Linked DNA regions of Homo sapiens: region 2 is linked to region 1. A link is a loop called in an ENCODE intact Hi-C map of the cell type or tissue named here. Cell type or tissue: CD4-positive, alpha-beta T cell. All regions are shown on one strand. Each heading gives the region's core, and the rest is flanking DNA. Links, peaks and the distances in the headings are about the cores only.

Region 1 (8,349 bases), core at 293-8,292:
CAGTTTCTGAGCCCATGAAGCAGTGTAGGAGTGACGTGAGGGAAGTGCATGAGCAACGTGGCTTGGGACCGCAACTACAAAGTGTGACCTGAGGAACATCCTCCCCTCTCCTCAAGGGCTGGCAACGTAGAGGGCTCTGAACGATCTCTCTAGACATGTGACATGAGGATTCTAACTGGAGTTAGAATCTCAATCATGAGCCCCTCACAGAGGTTTTATGAAGAAGGGGAGCAAGCAGTAGACAGAGATGGAGAAGACTCTTCAGGGTAACTAGCTGATACAGTAATTCACATGTACATAGAAGACATTCCTGGGGACGCGGACATAAAAAGATTAGGGAGACTTTATGGAGGCTAGAGGTCCTGCAGGAGCAGGGAGGTGCATAAACAGAAAATGTGGATTGTTGTGGATTATATGCTCCATCCACATCCACAGGTCAGTAAGGCCCGTGGACCTGCAGGCAACACTGAGAAGACAAGACTATGAAGAGGAAATATGGAACCCAACATCTGTGGGTTTCAGACTGTACGATGTTATTCTCAAAAAGTCGACTGAAGCAGATGGTGAATATTATGAACACTTGTTTTCTTAAGCTACTTGCTCTAAAAGTCCAGCACACTTTTCTTTATCCATAGTTTTTCTTCATTATTAAATATATCCATTACCAACTCGTAAATACATTATATTGAAAGAGCCTCTGTAGGCTGGGCCTGGTGACTCAGGCCTATAATCCCAACACTTTGGGAGGCTGAGGTGGGAGGATCGCTTGAGCTCAGGAGTTCAAGACTAGCCTGGGCAACATAGCGAGACCTTGTTTCTACCAGAAATCAAAAAAATTAGCCAACACGCACCTGTAGTCCCAGTTACTCAGGAGGCTAAGGTGGGAGAACGACTTGGGCCTGCCTAGAAGGTTGATGCTGCAGCAAGCCATGATCCAAACAATGAGGAACTGCTTTTATGAGCCCTTTAGATAAATTATAGTTTTAATTAAAATATAAAAATAAAACACCAAGAATAATCATGGTGATGTTATATGTGAATATATATCTCTTCCTGGATTTTGCTTAACATTTAAATATCAAAGATAGCTGTCTTTGATAGTCCTCCCAAACTGGGCAGCACCATCACTCTGGCCTTCGAAGGGAGCTATAAAGCTCACTAGTAGTCAACTCTTAAAAATGGGGCATTATTCCTAAAAAGGAAATATACAGCTTTAAGCAAATAAACAATAGGTACTTTGAAGACCATTTTAAAGAACTTACCCATAGCCCAAGATAAACATCTGCTAAGGATCAAAAAGATCAGGCCCTGGGCAGGGGCTTGGGGACAGTGTGGACAGGGACACACATAGCTAACTGCTTTTCAAAAATTGGAAAATTAAAGCCCTCCTACCAAGGATTACAAGAAAACCCTCAAAGTTTAGCAGGTCAAGTACAAACTAATAATCAGGCCTGCCAAGAAAGAATTTGAACAACCTTGCAAAGTATTCCAAAGAAAATAAAAAATGTTGCTTAACAAGATACAACCCTTGAAAATGAAGTGAGATTTTCTGCAAAGCATGTACATCAGATGAAAAAGAGTCTGTATATGAAATTGAATACCTTTGTCCTTGGTCTCTATGAAGTATTAAAAATATTGTAAATACTAAGTTATCTTTGGAAACAGATTGCAGGAACTAAATCAAACAATTACCAACTTAAGGAAGAGTCTAAACCTAATTATTACATTAGATATAACAAAAGCAAAGACCTGTTTGGCATTATCACAGTGTTAAAAACTCAAGAGGAAATGTGTAAATTGTTGGCACAGATGTAAAACCTGAATTACAACTAATCACTATATAGAAGGATGCAGTTGCTAATCAGGTACCTATCCACAAAATGTTCAAAATAAAGGCCTTTCAAGTATTGAAGAAACTACATATTGAAGAAAAAAACCACAGGAATTAATGATGTGATATGATTGAGCACTCACTCTACTTGGTAGCAATCAACAGACAGTAACCAACCAAAGAATAGTTTTAGTTTTAAAAATTACATTTTGCCATGGTGAAAGCAGTGGATAAATGACAGAGAAACAGATATATAAGCATGCACACTTCCAGGAGACAGGTGCTCAAAATGGTCTTATTTAACATTTTTATAAATGATGTCAGGGAAGGGGTATACAGGAAAGTAGGCAAGTTTGTATTAAGCTCTTCTAGTTACCAAAATGCCATGTAACAGAGATAAAACATCCTTTTAGCAGCAATCTGATAAATATGGTAGAATCCTTTTAACCAACTTCCGCTTAACCAACTGTCCAGATTAACCAATGAGCTCCATTCCCCTTGTAAATCATACTGACTGATGCACCTGGAATGTGACCAGACAGCTGGCTCCTCTCTGAGCAGACCGAGTACCTCAGCTCCCATCAGCCAAGGCACATTTTTAATAAGAGGTTTTTATCCTAAACTTGTTTATGCAGTAATGCCTTATTTTTAAAATGTGATTTAATTAAATGATACATTACTTAAGGAAGTGAAATAAGAGGATGAAATGCAGCACAGTGTCTATTTCTACGAAAAATAAGTTGTATGTTTTGAAAAATTTTAAAGATTCAGCTACTATAACAATTTTTTAAAACAATTTTTAATACTGAATAAGGAAGCTATCCTAATTGTACTACAATGGAAAAAATAAGAAATATCTTCAAAAGTGTTTACTTCTCTTTAAAGAAATATCAGAAATAATGGACAATCCATCATGGCTGTAATCCTGGTAAGAAGCATTAACACTAAACTCCATCTAGGGATTCATGCTGGAAGAAAGTGTGGATCCTACATCCAAAGATTGATAGAAGATGTATTTTTTACGTGTTATGTTCAAATAAAATTTTTTTCTTTTTTTTTTTTTTTTGAGACTGAGCTCTGCTCTCTTGCCCAGGCTGGGGTGCAGTGGTGCAATCTCAGCACACTGCAGCCTACACCTCCCAGGTTCAAACGATTCTCCTGCTTCAGCCACGTCAGTAGCTGGGACCACAGGCATGCGTCATAACACTCAGCTAATTTTCGTATTTTTAGTAGAGACTGGGTTTCACCATGTTGGCTAGACTGGTCTCGAACTCCTGGCCTCAAGTGATCTGCCCACTTTGACCTCCCAAAGTGCTGGGATTACAGGCATGAGCCACTGCACCCGGCCTATTTGAATAAAATAATGAAGGTATGTATACATCATCTTTATACTCCTCTATCTTTTAACTAACTTTTTGACAAACTGACCAACTATTGATTCTTACTTCTGTCAAGGCTCCTGTGTATTTATTGTCATGTCTTCTATGTGCCAGGGACTGTGACAGCTGCTGTGAATACAAAAGAGACTAAGGTTTTAGCCCTCCAAGTGGTCAAATGTAATGGGATAGACAGACATGCTAACAAACAGTAGCTATTCATCATACTAAGCATTGTAAGCAAAGGTGACCCCTGAATTACACAGGTTTGAACTGCCTGAGTCAACTTACATGTGGCTCTTTTTCCCCAACCAAACACAAATGAAAAATATAGTACTAGAGGGAAGTGAAGCTCTATATATGGAGGGCTGACTTTTCCTATAGGTGGTTCCACAGGGCAGGACTTGACTATGCACCGATCCTGGAACAAATCCCCCGCGAATATGAATGGACACTGGAAAAGATTCTGTTAAGCATGGAAAAGAAAATAAGTCTGGAGAGAGTAGAGTTGATGGTGGTGAGGCCTGCAGAGTGAGTTATGGTGACACAGATGAGGTACGAAGGCACATTCTGACAGATCATACGTGCAAAAGCATGGAGCAACACCACAGGTCCAGGTACTAAACATCCCAAATAGTGGAGAGGTTGGAAAGGCTGGGTAGAAACAAGACCAGGAGGACAATGTTATTTGAGTTTTAGACCATAAATTATGGGGAATCATATATTTTAAACAAAAGAGTGACACAATCAGACATATTTTAGCATAGTATCTTTTCCAACAGTTTAGAAAATGAACACAGGTAACAGAGGCAGAAAATAGGAGATTACAAAAATAGTCCAATAAAAAAATAGAAGAAGAATATTAAGAAAGGTATATCAGCATGACTTGGTGACTCATGAGACGTGAAAAGAGTGAAGGATAATACTGACTTAAAAATGGTTCCTAGGTTTAGGAATGTCGCATCTGGTGGTCAAAGATTCATTAATAAAAATAGGAAATGAAGGCATTTTAAAGCAACAGATAAAGAACAAAGTTGTGAACATGATGAGTTTGAAATGCTATATATCCAAGAAAGAGATGACAAATATGAAGCTGGCCCTCACCAGCTAGTGCTCAAGAGAGGTGAAGAGATCTATTTAAGGACTCATTACTCTATGGGTAGAATTTGAAGCCGCAGAAATAAATGGGCACATGATGTAAGGGCAAATAGAGAAACGAGGAAGACAGATGAAACTCTTTCAAATGCCAAATTTAGAGACAAGAAGGAGAGGAGACCCATCCACAAGACTACAAAGTGACAGGAAGCAGCAGCAGCATAGGAATGACATGAGAGCCAAGAGAAGAAAATTAAAGCAGGAAGTAATCAACCACATCAAATGCAAAAGCGAAGTCAAAGAAGATAACTCATGAAACCACTGTGCTTAGCAGGTAAACGACCACTAGCCAAGACAGAGCTTCGCAGCAGGTGTGTACACTCAGGCACCTTGAGTTGGAGATAGAATGGACTATGAAGTGGGGACAAGCTCTTAAGAAGCTCTCCTTCAGCCAAGGGCCAAAGAGGGCAAGAGTCTTTTCTAGAGGATGAAAACAGAGGAATATGGGGTTTTGTTTGTTTGTTTGTTTTTTCAAGATACAACTTTAGAGACTGGACCCTGCCAGCAACAGCCACCATCCAAAACAACTCACCTTCCGCAGAGTGAGGGGAAGGATGGAAGAGGACTAGGCAGGGATAGGCCCACTAATTGGTCATGAAGAAGCTGATAAGAGTTCTTGACTTACAGAGATCTACTGTCTTGGTGAAGCAGATACTAATCTATGAGAGTGAGAATGGCATTGTTAAGGCAGCAGGAATGAGAAGGGCAATGAAGTTTTAAAGCTCCCTGGGTGGGCAATGCAGCAGACCTTCTGAGACTCTGGGGTTGGGTCTGTAACATTTCCCTTATAGATAAGTAAAAGATATTTCATGAGGAAAAAAAAATAATTGATTGAAGTTTGTGGGAACATGGATGGCAGTTGTGAATAAACAGGAAGTGGGTCCAACAGTCACTATGAACAACTTATAGAAGACAGCTCTCTAATACTGTTAACACAACACAAATATCAACAAAATATAAGCATTACCAAATAGAACTCAAAACAAAAATTACCTTTACAGAACTGTGATGCTCTTCATAATGTTAACCACCACACCCTAATAAGTAATGCATGTTAAAGATGACAACTACTTACACTTTATTCATCATGAGAATGGAGAGTACTATATAAAAATAATATGGAGTTTCAGTCTAGAAACATAAACTAAATAATCTATGGAATCCTAGTTGCCAAGAATTTTATAACACCATTTGTCCATCTCATCCTGGCAACAGTACACACAGGAGTATTTTATTAAAACCTGAGACAAATACAAATAATATAAAGAAAATGAATCAATTGCTATTTCATATGGCAGGTGTTAAACCTATAATCCGCAAGACTAAAATTTTTTAAAACTTCATCAAGTTTTAAGAAATGACTGGGGCCGGGCGCAGTGGCTTCCACCTGTCATCCCAGCACTTTGGGAGGGTGAGGTGGGCGGATCACAAGGTCAGGAGATCGAGACCATCCTGGCTAACACAGTGAAACCCCGTCTCTACTAAAAAAAAAAATACAAAAAAATTAGCCGGGCGTGGTGGCAGGCGCCTGTAGTCCCAGCTACTCGGGAGGCTGAGGCAGGAGAATGGCGTGAACTCGGGAGGCGGAGCTTGCAGTGAGCCAAGATCGCACCACTGCACTCCAGCCTGGGCGACAGAGCGAGACTCCGTCTCAAAAAAGAAAAAAAAGAAATGACTGAATGGCAAACCGAAATGGATTCAAAGAAACAAGTAGTAGCTTAAAGAAATTAAGATACGAGTGAACTACGTTAAAGAGGCAACCCCATCATGAAGCTACAGGGGAGAAAACTGATTGGTCATGGGTCTGACTGTGTATGGTGATTTCTTATTTTAAATCAATACCAATGGGAAAGAATGAACAATTCTCCACATATTAACAGAAGAGTGTTAGTGTAATGTAATGAATAGCATCTTCTAAATTTTCCTCCCCAACCCCCCCACCTGAACAACTGGACAATCTACCGCAGAAACTTACATCATACTATATAGAATACTGGGGTAGTATCCAAACCTCCTTATGAACCTCCAAGTTCTCTCTACAAAAGAAATTTTAACTAGAAATGCAAATTTACCTGGAAATAGATGAAGGCAGATCAATGCCATTTGGCTTCACTTCAAATTATATTCTACCTTTATTACAACTCAAGTGATTATATATTATCATACATTTCTTTTGTACCTATTAGCACTTAATGGAGTGTCTGGAATATGGTACATGCTCATTAAAAAGAAATATGAAAATATGATAATGAAAAATGCATGAATTCTTATCAACTCCTAAATGTCTACTATTTCCAAGATCTTTTTAAGAATTAAGAAATACAAATATATATATATATATATATATATATATATATATATATATATAAAAGATTATCTACAAGAAACTAAACAACGTTAAAAATAGCATACAATCTGCCAGGTACAGTGGCTCACGCCTATAATCCCAGTACTTTGGGAGACCAAGGCAGGAGGATTGCTTGAGGCCAGGAGTTCAAGACCAGCCAAAGCAACATAGCAAGGTCCTCTACAAAAGATTTAAAAAGTTAGCCAGGTGTGGTGGCACATGCCTATGGTCCCAGCTACCTGGGAGGCTGAGGCAGAAGGATCCTGAGCTGCAAGCTGTGATGGCTCCACTGCACGCCACCCGGGTGACAGAGCAAGACCCCATTTCTGTGTGTATAAATACATACATACATACAAAAAATAGCACACAATGACTACAATGTAAGCTACAATTTTTGAAACTCTCCTTTCTTAAATAACCCAGCATCTGTGTTGTCACACTCCTCAGACACTGCTGAAGGTTGTCAAGAAGTAGCTAATATGACCATTGATATGGTTTTGCTGTGTCCCCACCCAAATCTCATCTTGCACTATAGTTCCCATGATCCCCACATGTCATGGGAGGGACCCGGTGGGATGTAATTGAATCATGGCGGTGGGTTCTTCCCACGCTGTTCTCATGATTGTGAGTGTCTCATGAGATTTAATGGTTTTATAAGGGCAGTTCCCCTGCAGATGCTCTCCTGCCTGCTGCCACGTTAAGACGTGTCTTTGCTCCTCCTTTGCCTTCTGCCATGATCGTGAGGCCGCCCGAGCCATGTAGAACTGTGAGTCCACTAAACCTCTTTTTCTTTACAGATTACCAAGTCTTGGGTACTTCTTCATAGCAGTATTAAAATGGACTAATACAGCCATCTATTTGACTGATTTTTTTTTCTTTTTTGCTCAGGAATTCTGATCACATGATTTTAAAATACAAGATTTTTTAAAAAATCAGTTATTTGCCATAGATTGAGGGTAGGACAGTGGAATCACATGCAGTAATGTTGACCTTTGTACTTCCGTAAATCTCTCTAAGACTTTTTTGAGGCATAGGAAGTTCTAAATCCTGCTCAATGCTGCTTAAGGAAATGCTTTGTTCAGGCTGTTTTTAGAGAAAACAGTCAATAACTATGCTTGTTTCTTTGAGTTCAGCTGCACCAGCTGCTGACTTAATGACACTGAAATTAGGAAGTTTTGTTCTAGTGGTGGCCACACAGAAGCTCCATTGGTATACCCAAAGGGTTACCAAACAAAATATTTTTTAAACAGGCACACACCAACACACATGTCCACAAAATACACTATTTGCAAAATGGAATAAGGAGTCAAATGGCCCAAATACAAAGTATAAGGATTGAGGGGGGAATGCAGTGTGAGGGAAGAACCCCAAAGACTAAACTCCAATCACTTCATTTACAAAACAAAAGCTGAATTTACTTTTGAAAATATTTTCCTAAGAGCACGGGGCATGCTATGTCTCTAGTTATCATTATGCATGGTCGCATACATAAATTTAATAATGCCAATAGTAACAGCAAAGACTCAAACAGAAGGAATGCCTTGTTAATAAGCTTTGCAATCTTTCTTGCCCCATTTTATATTTTCAATAGAAGCACTGCAGAAATATACATAACCCAGCAATCTATACCTGTTTACTCT
Region 2 (8,349 bases), core at 1-8,000, 160 kb after region 1:
GTTTATTGTGATAACAAAAACCTAGTTTTATATTTAAGAAAATAATTCCTTTAGAAGTTCCCGATTTCTCTGGCAAAAAGAACAAATAAAAACATAGTCCAACCAAATGAGGTTTTGGGTTGATATATCAGGATAACAGATAATATAATTTTTTAAGAAATGTTTTCAATTTTCTAGTTTTTCTCTTTGGTAGAAGAATGTTTAGTCAACTTTCGTGGACCTTAGACGAGCCAAAGATCAGTATGTTTAAGTTAATCAGTAACTTGAAATGCCTTTTTCTTGTGTTTGGGAGAAAGAAAAGGAGACAGATTGCTGTGGAAATATAAGATGTTATTTCTGCGAAAATACTTGTATCTTTACCAATTTTAAATGTCGGTTTTCTTCTCCCAAAGTTTATTTTACCTGTCTACTTGGATGAGCTTCAGAACTATCTATGTCTGAGGAATATTATCTTCCTCTTCTACATTTTGCTGTAGAGCAAACTTTCTGCACCGTATGTTAAAAAATCTGAAACTATATTATATAGTAGAAACAATTCAAGACTTAACTTGTAAAAAAGTCATGAATTAAAGTGGAATGAAAATAATATATTTTGAAAAAGCAAACCAATGAGAGCTGGACATGTTAGGTTTTAAAATAATAGGTTCTATATCTTTAATCATTGAAATAATATTTATACACTATTTTCCTATAAAATATTACATATTCATAAGATTTTAGAATAGAATGGAATTTTGAGGTCGCCTAGACCAGTTGCATCACTTTGTGAGTAAGGAAATATTAAGCTTAGAAATGTTAAGTCCCCTTTTCAAGGTCCCACAGAAATCAGTAGCAGAGCTTAAATGAGAATTTAACTTGTCTGATTCCAAATCAGTGGCTCTTTTTACCCATACTGTGATATCTATATTGTCTGAATTCAAAACTTGGATGTATATTATGACAATCTGATGTGACTTAAATGGAAACGATGGGACAGAATACTTGAAATTGAAACTGGACCCCCAAGTCAGGACACTGGATAAAAAGAAGTTTATTTGTGTCACAGTTTATTTATGTCCCCTAATGTATTTTTCTTTAAAAAAAAAGTAAAGATTAAATGCTAGTGTTTTATCAATTTGCATGGTCTTCATTAAATTGAAAAAAAAAACACACCAGAAAAATGAAGGAAATCAAACACTGCTGCTCCAAGCTTAGGGAATAATGTTAATACCATTGGAATCTACATCACCAAATACTAAGAACCCTCAGTACATGAAGCCAATCAAAGTTAAATACAGTGGATCTTTGTGTTCTATTAATTTATATGCTGAAACTTGTAATGGTGCTGACTACCTTAAACAGTAAGACAAACAAGGAAACATGCCCTTTTAGAGTTGTGAGTTGGGATAGTACTGGATATTGAGCAAATATAATTATGTTGCCATTTCTCTGGCTTTTTGATTCTTGGAGCAAATCATCAAAGTTATGTATATGTCACTTTTGTGTGAAATTATAAGGGGGATAGTCGTTAGGAATGAAAGCTTTGAACCAAGATAAAAATACATAATAAGCAATGTGTCCCTAAATATTTTGAAGAATACATTCCTAAAGAGTTAAATCCTGGCCAAAAACAAGTCCTTTGACTCCTGTATTTATTATTCGTGGTTTTGAACATGCCAGGTTCACGAGTTCTACCTGCACTTGGCAACAATTCTGTACTTTCCTCAGCCCCATGGTGTGCTCAGCTGCTTGTAAAAAGTAAGGAAGCTCTGGTGACGGTGATGCATGGTAACAACAGTTTTTATTCCTGTCAGACTTGAAAGGGTGAGAATTTGGAAAAGGTAAGAGTTTATGAGATAGTCTTAATTAAAGAAAACTATTCACTTATACCAACACTTGGAAAGTTATCTAAAATACTAACTACTTCTTTTAGGTTGGAAAAATTAGAAGGTAACTGTTCCTTTCCATTTTTTCATAGGTACTGTGGGGCAGCCCAGGAGCCACTAACAACCAAGGCCTGCACCGGAATAAGCTACAAGGATTGGTTTGGAAGGCCAAAAACCTCAGCTGACCCTAAGTCAGTTCTGCTTCTTATACAGACTATTTCAGTCCCGTCTCCCCAGTGTTACCAATGTTGTGTTTCCACCTAATCCTAACTCCTTATCTTCTAAAATGTGACATGTTTCCTTGGCTCTTCAAAGCAAAATGGAAAGAGGGAGAGATTCAAATCCTAATGCTGTCACTTAACTGTGTGAAGATGGGTAGATGAGGTACATTACTTAGTTTCTCTGAGCTGTACTTTTCTCATTTTTAGAATGAGATGATAACACATGATATGATTTGGCTGTGTCCCCACCCAAATCTCATCTTAAATTGTAGTTCCCATAATCCCCATGTGTGTTGGGAGGGACCTGGTCGGAGGTAATTGAATCATGGGGGCAGTTCCCCTGATGCTATTCTTGTGATAGTAAGTTCTCACGAGATCATATGGTTTTATAAGGAGCTTCCCCCTTCACTTGACTTTCATTCTTCTCCTTCCTGCTGCCACGTGAAGAAGGACATGATTGTAAGTTTCCTGAGGCCTCCCCAGCCCTGCAGAACTGTGAGTCAGTTAAACCTCTTTCCTTTACAAACTACCCAGTCTTGGGCAGTTCTTTATAGCAGCGTGAGAATGGACTAATACACGTATCTTTAAGTTTTCTGTGGTGAAGATTAAGCATGGCAGACACAGAGTATGTACCCAATAAATAATAGGTATAATTGTGCTCATCCACACTCTCATCAATTACCTGGCAAAAATTCTATTCAAGGGCTAGGACTCTGCTACTCCACTCCAATCCTCTTCAGTTCCACTATGTTTACCTCAGTTCCCCAACCAAATGGGTAACAGCTGGTTTTGCATGAAAGTGAGCAACTATGGAGGCAGAGGATTGTCTCCTCACGTACTCGGGATGAATTCTACCCCGAGGCACCACACCCTTGTTGGGCCAACTGCACAGAATTCTGTGCATGCACGACTATCAAGTGTTTATCTATTGCCCCAGAAGCAAGCTTCTCTAAACCTGGTGCTTGTTTCTCTCCTATGCTTCCATCTCCTGTTGACCTCCCTTCCAATTCTTTCCAATGTGCCTCATGGAATTTTCATTCTGTTATGAGTAACCCTCTGTTGATCTCCTAGTTTTCATTAAACGTTGTCTGTGCTTCAAGAACACTGAATATCTTTTTGCTGTGTTAAATCCAAAGCTTAGTCATTGGTCCTCATCTTAGTTGAATCCTCAGTACTTTCGCTACTACCACCCTTGTACAAGCTGCTACCTTTTTTTTTTTTTTGCCTGAAATGATACAGTAGTGTATAAACCAAGTATCTCTGCTTGCATCGTCATCTGCCTGTCATGTATGCTCAATGTAGTAACCACAGTGATCCTTATAAAAGTAAAGTCAGGTAAATGTCACTCCTTGGCTACTTCAGGTCAGGGACCATGTCATTTTTTTTTTTCCCTCTGTATCTCCAGGGCTTATCGCTGAAACTTAGCAGGCACTCAGTAAATATTTTGCTAAGCAGTTAAAACTAAGAGAAGAAAGAGGAGGGAGAAATATGGTAATCACTTACCACATCCTCTTTTAACCTCTTGAATATCTTACCAATGTCTTCTTTTGTTCTTACTTTCACATCATTTGATTTGATAAAACAAAACTATTATCTAGAGAGGTAAGGCAGACTTGTGAACTGGACCCGTAGAAGTTAAGTGATGTCCCTGTTTGCAGTGTCAATGAGATTGAGGGCTTGGGCTTGAACCCAACCTTCTCCCTCCAAATAGCCTGCTCTTTCTGTTATGTCATGTTTCATATACAAGTTTGGGAGCCTCCAGCCCTGACTATCCCAACATATACAACATAATGTATATGTTGTCTTTGGAAATATCTTCTGTGAAGGCCAAGCATTTAATATTACAGGAAACCTTGAAGTGGATATGGAAGCTTGGCAGCCAGCTTGGATCTTCCTAAGAGCCTCTTTCCTTCATACCATCTTCAGAGTACGTATCATTCAATAGAGACTCTCTTGCACAGGAATTATTATTATATGCTTGCAAATAGTCTCAACCAAAATCTTTAACCTGGAAATGAAGATGGGCTACTGTCTAGGAAGCCTCTGATTTTGTTATTGGTTTTTATTATCATGTTAGGTTTGTATATTAAGGAGAAAAATTGGCAGAGAGCATCTAACCTATTAAAATTAGATATTCAAAGAAATTTAGTTTTGGGGGGTCTGAATTGATAATATAACATATGGAAGTTAAAATTCTAGAAGCTATGTTTACTATATGATTTCATGGTGTAACAAGATCTGGGAGTAACATAAACTAATCTACCTTCCCTTGTAAACAATCATCTTCCTTCCAAGTCTTGCTGGCAGAGGAAGAGGTTGTGGGACAGTGTGGGAAGAAGGAGGGAGTCAGAGTTAATTTCATTATGTGCTTCCTAAAGAATGGGTTATTCAACAAAAACACTAGTAACAACAGCAACAATGAAACTCCACCTCTCTGAAGTGTATAGAAGATTAATATGATATTTAAGTACATTTTAAATAGATTTTCTATTTCCAAATTGATAACTGTGGTCATGTAAACTTTCATGATCCTTTGCGGCTGACTCTCTTGTATGTCCATTTGGCAGTCTCAGTTTCTGCTACATTAATTTGACCTTGATAATTTATTCATTCATATATGTTTGTATTATTTCTTGAACCAGATTACTATAAGAAACTGTCTTGTTCTTGTCATATCTTTTTCCATGCTCTCACACCTCTAAATAATTATCTAAACCTAAAAAAGGATAAGTACTTTTTAGAAATTTACTTTACATTCAAAGTAGAGTGTCTTATCTAGGTTTGACAGTTTTTACACTCTGAAAATTGAAACTATATCAACAAAAGTAATTTTATACACTGTCCCAAGCTTTTAAGAAAGTGATAAATATACACTGTATATGACATTGAAGTACATTTTGAATAGCTTTTCTATTTCTATCTTGATAATTATGTGGTCCCACGTAGGTCAACAACAACAAAAAAGTGTTGGGCCATCCCATGTAGGTTGACAACAACAAAAAAGTGATAGGTATACAGTGATCTTTATACCTATCAAATTTTGTTGATCTTATTTATTTATTATTATTATTATTTTCTGAGACAGAGTCTTGCTCTGTCGCCCAGGCTGGAGTGCAGTGGCGTGATCTCAGCTCACTGCAACCTCCGCCTCCTGGGTTCAAGTGATTCTCTTGCCTCAGCCTCCCGAGTAGCTGGGACTACAGGCGCGTTCCACCATGCCTGGCTAATTTTTTGTATTTTGTAGAGACAGGATTTCACCATGTTAGCCAGGATGGTCTTGATCTCCTGAACTTGTGATCTGCCTACCTTGGCCTCCCAAAGTGTTGGGATTACAAGCGTGAGCCACCGCGCCTGGCCTGATCTTATTTTATAAAGATACACTGTATACCTATAACTTTTTTGTTGTTGTCGGCCTACATGGGATGACACCAGAACTTTTTACTTTTTTGCGACTTCTTCAGGGCCCTTCTGATCATACTGATTCCATGGTCCAGCAGCCCTGACCTGCTCCATCCACTATGTGCCCTGAAATGCATACCTGTGGTGGGAAACTCCCAACAGGAGCTTATGTCACATATACGTGGCCAGAAAAACACGAGAGTGCCTCGGGACAAGTATTTCACGAGCAATGGAAAAAAGTCATTTTGTTACCAGTTCTTCCAGAAGCATATTCACCCATGCAGATTCATAATCTGTAACACTTAAATACAATTTCTTTGTTTCTAATTACACATTGTAGTTTGGAGAAGCATGATAATATTCAATTAAAAGTAACTCATGAATTGTTTGTAGAAATCCCCGAGATGACTAAATATTCTATATGAAGACAGATGAATGAAATAATTTTAATCTCAAATCTAGAATATACTTTTTAGAATTAAAGAGCAGAGGGTCTTTTATAATAAGGCAACTTGTCACCTTATGGACATCTTCAGATCATCATATGATAAGAATGTTTAATAATATTAAAAAGTGGCATTCCAATAAATAACATGGTAATATTGCGGGATACAAGCTTAATATACAAAAATCATTTGCTTTCTATATACCAGAAATGAACAATTGGAATTTGAAATAAAAAACACAATGCCATTTACATTAGCAACAACAACAAAATGACATACTTTGATATAAATCTACCAAAATATCTACAAGTTCTATATGAAGAAAACCACAACACTGATGAAAGTATCAGTATTGGCTCATTAATTGTAACCAATATACCACAGTATTGCAAGATGTTGATAATAGGAGGATAACAGGTAGGGAGGGGATAGATGGGAACTCTCAGTACTTCCTGTTCAATTTTTTGGTAAACATAAAACAGCTTAAAAAATAAAGTCTATTAAAAATAAGTGCCATCCATGGAATACATATAGAAAAATGCTGCTACATTAAATATTACCTATAGATAAAAATGCATCCCAAGACACAGTACAGCATGTTCAGATGATTCTCTGTGAAGCAGCATAACACAGTGGGTAGAATTCAAATTTTAGAATCAGAAAGACCTGGATTCAAATCTGAACTCTAACTTGCAAAAACTGTGTGAATCTAAGCAAGTGGCTTAATTTTTTTCTGAACCATATTTTCATCATCTGTAAAGCTTGGATAAGAAGGACTACCTTACTTACATGAGATTATGTTTGCAAATCACATGAAACACTGTATGACACACTGTACCTGTCCAATAACTGATAATATCCAATCTTTAATGTATAAAGCTACACTTAAAAGCTGTCCATATTTTTAAAACCAACAGAATGAAGTCAGAAATAAGAAAGGTATTGGAGCAAAGGAAAAGTCATTATGCAAGGAAGGACAAGTTATTCATTCGTTTGGCTATACATACATTTGGAGACCATTCAGTAGATTCACTTACCTACATTTTGTAGGTTTTGCCACTCTTACCTCTTATTCGGAAAAAAAAAAAGCTTCGGAGATCTCTTTCCAAATCTCTTTTGCCTGCTGAAGACCATTATATGTATCGATACCTCATATTTTGGAATTTATGGAAAGGTCTTTTTCTTTTATTTAAAATTTATAAAAAGGTATACATTTACTGTATGTAATGATAGAATCTTAGAGATAGTTCTGAAGTCCTCTTCTGAGTACTCACTCTCTATCTACCTATCTATCTATCTAACTATCTATCCTCTATGTGTATATATTTTTATCTTAAAATGTGACATAACACAGTCTGGATGCAAGAAACCAAAATGGACTCAGTGGTCACTTGCTTTCTGGTTTTTGATGAGACAGTTTCTGGGAGTGTTTGTCAACTCGTGAAGGCAGATGTATCCAGAGGTTTGAGGGTCATAGATGATGTTTGTAACCTCGTTGATGTAAGCAAAAATTGGGCTTTGACTGCCCTTGTTTGGATACTTGATATAAATTACCAAGGCATTAAATTCACGTTAACAAGTACATGCAGGTGCTATTTGTAGTAGGTGCCAGTAAGGAAACCAGAAAACATGGTTTATGTTAAATGAGATAACATGTGTCAAGAGTTTATCTAAGTTATTCTGTATAGCAAGTATTCAATCAGTGCTATAATTTATTTTCTGCACTTCCCTATGTTTATTTTAAAAGTTTACTTTTTATCACACAGCTTTATGCCATGAAGTGATTGAATATCTCAATTTCCTCATTATAATAGACAGGGGAGAAATCAAAGAAGAAGATAGTTACAAAATATCTTTGACTAAAATATGTACATCTGCTGTTGTGGATGGCCTCCCCCTCACTCTAACTATAAAAATAAAATACTACAGAAAAATGAGATAAGATCTTTATATGTTAATAGCAATTTATTTCTATTTACACTTGCTTTTTATAATTATCAAAAGCTATACTTTCATGAGGAGTATTTCTCTCCTTTGAAGTATGTAAGACATATCCAGAAAGTAGATTTAAAAAGCCATGCAAACTTATTTTCATTTCCTTAAATATTATTACCCTGGCATTTTGTTTTAAATTAAAATTCATAATAACATATATGACAGCATCTTAATGGAGGATCAGCAGTGGAATTTGGATATACACACATTTACTTTCATTCTCAGGTACCGAATTTTTATTTTTTAATTTTTTTATTTTTTTAGTTTATTTTTTTTATTTTTATTTTTTTTTATTATACTTTAAGTTTTAGGGTACATGTGCACAATGTGCAGGTTAGTTACATATGTATACATGTGCCATGCTGGTGCGCTGCACCCACTAACTCGTCATCTAGCATTAGGTATATCTCCCAATGCTGTCCC

The links. Hi-C counts contacts between places; a loop is a spot of excess contacts. Peaks named below come from ENCODE experiments on the same cell type or tissue, not always from the same donor. Only the 100,000 strongest peaks of a DNase experiment are listed, where the experiment ranks them.
Region 2: it touches region 1 in a loop (2.5-fold over the local background); 3 of 110 quality-filtered maps call a loop at or near these places.

The regions. Positions count from the first base shown.
Region 1 is chr13:74,065,678-74,074,026 of GRCh38, forward strand. The region is part of intron 1 of KLF12 (KLF transcription factor 12); the gene reads right to left. Among named protein-coding and RNA genes, the nearest start is that of KLF12, 65 kb to the right of the region's middle. In CD4-positive, alpha-beta T cell, for the core only: no CTCF peak of the experiment used is centred there; DNase peaks (open chromatin) are centred at 2,984 and 4,584; H3K4me3 peaks cover 694 bases; H3K27ac peaks cover 368 bases.
Region 2 is chr13:74,227,740-74,236,088 of GRCh38, forward strand. It overlaps LINC00402 (long intergenic non-protein coding RNA 402), which reads left to right and starts at 3,705. Exons shown (of 2, transcript NR_144451.1): 1 at 3,705-4,013. It also overlaps a transcript of KLF12 not described here. RefSeq lists an enhancer at 185-329 and a cis regulatory region at 251-264. In CD4-positive, alpha-beta T cell, for the core only: no CTCF peak of the experiment used is centred there; a DNase peak (open chromatin) is centred at 3,552; H3K4me3 peaks cover 5,015 bases; H3K27ac peaks cover 2,796 bases.